Regions from separate parts of the Homo sapiens genome. Here region 2 is linked to region 1. A link is an interaction called in ENCODE POLR2A ChIA-PET data of the cell type or tissue named here. Cell type or tissue: MCF 10A. All regions are shown on one strand.

Region 1 (2,500 bases):
CACTGTGCATCTGACAGGACCTGCTTGTATATGTCTAATATAAAGAACATTTCCTGCAGAGATTCCGGGGCGCTGCTCCTCTTTCTAATGCTTCTTAGCAGATTTGCTGTTATTAGACATGTAGATTTGTTTGATAGTTAAATTACGCTTCCTCACTGCCATGTTTTCGAGAACTAATCTGTTAAATTATCTTTTGATGCCTATTTACATGGAAGGGAAAAGTGGGTTATCGATTATATAAACATATAAATATTAATGCATTTGTTCGCTTCGCAAAAAAATACTCAGCAAAAAAAAAAGAGACAAGTGAGCAGTGCACACACATCTTAGGATTTCGCAAACAATATTGAACGGACAGCGACTGCATTTAGGGACTGGAACAATAAACGATGCATGATAAATCAATAAATGCGAGAAGCGAGTCTGCTCAGAATATGAATTCAGGCTCCCGGTTCTGCGTGTGCATTCTTTAATTTTGAAGTATATACACTAGTACGTGTTTACAATGCTGATGGACGCCAAGGGCGCTCTCAAATGATAATGTGTTTATATAACCCAGCGCTACAGGAATAATATACCGACTCCTACCCCACCCCCATCCCCTCCCCCGCCAAAAAAGGGAGGGGAGCTTCCTCAATAATAGTTTGAAACTGAAAAAATCCATTTGCAAACTAGTTAAATACAACCAGAAATTAAGCTGTTGAAAACCGGGGGCATGAACCGTAAGACAATAAAGGCTTTAAATGTGTATATTTATTGTTCTGGAGCCCTGGAGCATTGCGAGGTTTGCATGCACGGCTATTATGCAAACACAGAGAAACTTAAGAGCGACAGAACAAGGAACAGGCAGAGACTGCAAAGCCCTCGCAAGCTCCGACCCAGCTGCCGGTCCTCCGCCAGGCTAGATTGCATTTTCGCAGTGTTGATTTAAAATGGTGTACTCGCTTCCCCCACGTTCCCCCACCCCCTTCCCCGCTCTCCTCCCACTCCTTCCAGCACACCCCCCCTCCAGCTTTTATTATATTGGCACCAATCTTTCCAAAGTGGGTCTGGCATGCTAAAAAAGTAAACATGTACTATATGGGGAATAAGGTCTGTATAGTATGACAGTTGAAACTTGATCTGTGATAAAATTACAGGATGTTGAAATTACTAGTAAGCTATTTTTAACGCTTTCGCAACGTTTCACCTCTAGTCACAGCATCTAGTTGAAACAGGATTACTTTAATGAAAATTATATTCACATGGCTGAAGTTAATACACCCGGCAGAGCACAAATGCCTCATATTCAGTGACTTGAGGTGGAAAGACCCTCTGTGTGTATTTTTATGCCTTTTCATAACGTCTGCGTCCGCTGCAGTAAGAATTAGGGCACTTAACATTATCTAAACCACATTTTTGATTCAGAATATGGGGAAGTAATAAAAGGCAAAATCTATCTCGTTTCTATACACACAGAGATAAACGAAAGAAAATGGCAGATCCTCTAATTACAATAAATAATAAAAGCCCATGCCAAAGAGCCGGTATTCTGAAAGCTGTCGAAAACTATTTTAATAATTTAAAGTAATATCACAACTCTGCACCATGGAGGACTACAATTCGCAGTCTCCCATCTTTAACATTAGCCAAATTATGACTTGCACATCACTCTTTAATTATCTCTTGAAATTTCATCTGATCTTTCTATTTTATAAACATGGGTTACAAAGAGAAATTATAGCTCTCCTGCGCTTTCTCTCTCTCTTTTTAACTTTATAATGCATACTGCAGACGTTTGATTAGAATCGCCCATTTTGTTCATTTTTAACATATGAATGGACTTGACTGAGGGGCATTTTACATGTCTTTTTTAAAAATAGATATGCCTAAAGCTTCTGTTAGTCTCTGTCGTGTTAGCGTAAATATATACATCCAGTTCAAGAAATCCTATATTAAAAAAACTTGAGTTGCAGTATTTTGACAAGATCGTATTTGAGATCGACTCTGAGTCAGTTTCCTGTATGACCAATGCAGCAGCATTTATGCAGGAAACCTCAACAGAATGCCTGAGGGTATCCCTCAATTGTATATTAAATCTCTTTCTTAAAAAATTATACAGCTCTTTACAGCATCTAAGCTACTTCTACTGTCTTTGGTGCTGTAAGTCTTTAAGTGTGTAACGAACTTCATCTAATTAGAAACCCTGTTTCTTCAGCTCTTCAAGGTAGGCACTGAACTAGGATGCATGCTGCCTTATCTCTCCGATAAGGTTTCTGAGATGTTAACAATTGCAGGGATCTGGGTCTGAATATTTTTGAATATCCGCAGCCTTGTAATCAGATGAATGCTAAATTTCAAAACCGAATCACAGGGGTATCTTTCCCCCTCTTTTTACAGCACTGCCCCCACCCCCCGTGAACATAATAAATCTAATAAATCAAACCAATACTGTGAATGCCTTTTAAAATTACAGATCACAATAGTGTTTACCCCTCCCCCCCAAAAATCCCTCAATTTT
Region 2 (2,500 bases), 150 kb before region 1:
TTTGTTTTGTATCTTGCTTTCCGAAACCTAAGTGACATGCCTGCCCTTATGGTATCATAGTAATGAAATGTTTGAAAACATCTCTTTTACAAAATATTCAGAGACAAGGGCATTCTCTCAAATTACCATACAGATAAGTAGAGAGATAGCTATAGAGAGAGGGGCATTCACAACAGCAAGCTGGAAAACATTATTACATATATTTACTAACAATACTGCAACCAGCAAGTTTCAAATCTCAACAAATCTGACAGATACATTTAAATCAGCATGCTGTCTTTTCCTTTTCAATATATTTTTATGAAGATCTTAAGGCTTATTTAATATAACATCCAAAGATTACACTGGGGTTAGCCTGATTCCATGGGGGTTACACTTTTGAAAAGACAAGATACAAATCAAAGTTCTATTTCATCCTTGATGCTGAGCTTGTTCCTTTTAAGATCTACACAGAAAGTAGGGGGAAAAGGCTGCTGTTTATTGAGAGCTATGACTATCCGGCATCAGCTTTCACATTTAACTTCATCAGTCACCCAAGTCAAGCAAAATTAAAAACAACCAACTAACCAACCACCCCTAGAATGACTCCAAGCTAATGAATTATACCCTAAACAATTTCCTTCAGACCTTTCAAGGCACCCACACTTTTTATTACTTAAGGAGTGATTATGACAATGTCAAATCTAAACAACATGAACCTTCTTGATTGTTGTTAATCTTACTTAGGCAGTTAACCAGTGGTTTTAGGACATTTTTACACTGTACTCATTTTACAAACACAATTAATCCTACTAATTTGATTTTCTCCTCCGGATAACAGTTTTACTGTTGGTGGAAGCTCAGTAAAGCAGAACTGCCTTTAAAATCAGAGAGGCAAAAGTTTAAAAAGAGGCTTTAGGGCTTAGGATCCCCTTCCCACACCCGCTCTCTCCTCTCATTCCCCTAAACGCTGGTCTGAAAGTCCATCCCAGAAAGCCAGCCTGGAATTACCAAAGGTAAACAAGCTCACAAACAAAAATCAAGCAAAGAGAAAGTAGCGATTACCCATTCCAGTCGACAAACATCTGCCTGACTGATGCCTGTGCTCATGAAAGCTACAGCATGTGACTGCTCCCCGGCCACATCCCTGGAAGTCTCGACTTGGTGTGGATGTCAGCTTCCCTCCGAATGCGAGCTGCGAGGCTCAGCGCTCTGCTTACAACTCCCCTCCCCCGGCAGCTCCATTACTCATGTAAACACACAGCAGTGACTAGCACCGAGTGTGTGGGATGAGCCTGAGGACTTTGCTGGAGTTGCCAGACTGGCAGGGAGGGCTCTGCTCTCTCCACCTCCCCGCACGGAGATGGTGATTTCATCCGGCCTGTTTTGTGGATCCTGACCTCTTGCTCTCCTTGTCAGAGCACGATGCCACGTTCCATGAATTTGACACGGTCCGCAGCCTGGAGCCAGGGCATGGACTATTTGTTTTGTTTAGAAGACTTTGTGTAGCACAGAAGTGTTTCCACAACTGACCCAAGTGCTAAGACTTTAATGACCGCGAGGGAAGGATGTACTTTCAAGTCCCTTATCAAAATAACAGCTGAGCAGAAAGCTGACAAACAAAACTTGGGGTAGCAGGTCGCAGGCATTTCATTAAAACAAACAAAACAATATCCCCTCTGTTCTAAGACTTGTTACTATGATCTTCCCTTCCTAGCATTTTGGTGAAAAGCACTTAGACCTAAAAGGCATTTATTTCTAGAAAAGCTTTCAAATCCCAAAGGCCTTTTCGACAGAACTTGCATCGAACATGCTGTTTTTAAATAAAGGCAAAGGTTCCGGGAACTGACAAGAAGTCATCCCCAAACTGGGTTTATTTTCTCCATTCTTTGAGCTGTTTTCAGAACCCAGAGAAGCACATGTACTCCCCCAGCAGATTCTGAGAATTACAAATTTAGAACAGACTAGCACCTAATATTCTGGTCACACAAACGTAAACTCTAAATGGGATTTGATCAAGAGAAAAAGCCCTTTGTTCTTAGTAAGGCAAGTACTTGCGTATTTCAGGTATGGTTAGGCAAATCCTACCAGTCATTCAGGACTCAAAATCAAATTCCTCTCCTACTCTCCCCTCTGAACTTTTTTTCCCTCCTTCTCTTATGGAACATATCACTGTACTCCTTGTACTTTAGCTGTGGTTTTTGGCATATTATTATACCAGACTGGAGAATCCTTAAGGGCAAGACCCTGTGGGATGTGTCTTTTATCTGCCCAGCACAACACCCAAAAGGCTGCATTGCATAACATGTATTTGTTGAATGAAAAAGTGACTAATGGAAATAAAGATGCCCACATACTGTTCTTTCCTGTCCTCATAGACTGGTCCCGCCAACCTCACACGTGGTATACTTGTCACACTGGGCACTTGTAAAACTGCATTCACCTTTACTACTTATGCTTATGCTCTGGAAACATAAACTGGTGACTTGAGTTTGCACTGGGAATGGAGACAGGAAACCAA

Evidence for each region. ChIA-PET counts read pairs that join two places held together with the same protein. Peaks named below come from ENCODE experiments on the same cell type or tissue, not always from the same donor. Only the 100,000 strongest peaks of a DNase experiment are listed, where the experiment ranks them.
Region 2: POLR2A ChIA-PET joins it to region 1 with 98 read pairs; 27 of 35 experiments call an interaction of 5 or more read pairs at or near these places.

The regions. Positions count from the first base shown.
Region 1 is chr10:61,898,766-61,901,265 of GRCh38, reverse strand. No RefSeq gene overlaps it. Among named protein-coding and RNA genes, the nearest start is that of ARID5B, 1.7 kb to the left of the region's middle. RefSeq lists a silencer at 876-1,045. In MCF 10A, no CTCF peak of the experiment used is centred here; DNase peaks (open chromatin) are centred at 15, 1,135 and 2,015.
Region 2 is chr10:62,048,028-62,050,527 of GRCh38, reverse strand. All of the region lies in intron 4 of ARID5B (AT-rich interaction domain 5B), which reads right to left. Among named protein-coding and RNA genes, the nearest start is that of ARID5B, 150 kb to the right of the region's middle. RefSeq lists enhancers at 1-45, 1,084-1,378, 1,220-1,389, 1,570-1,659, 2,280-2,349. In MCF 10A, no CTCF peak of the experiment used is centred here; DNase peaks (open chromatin) are centred at 1,247 and 2,297.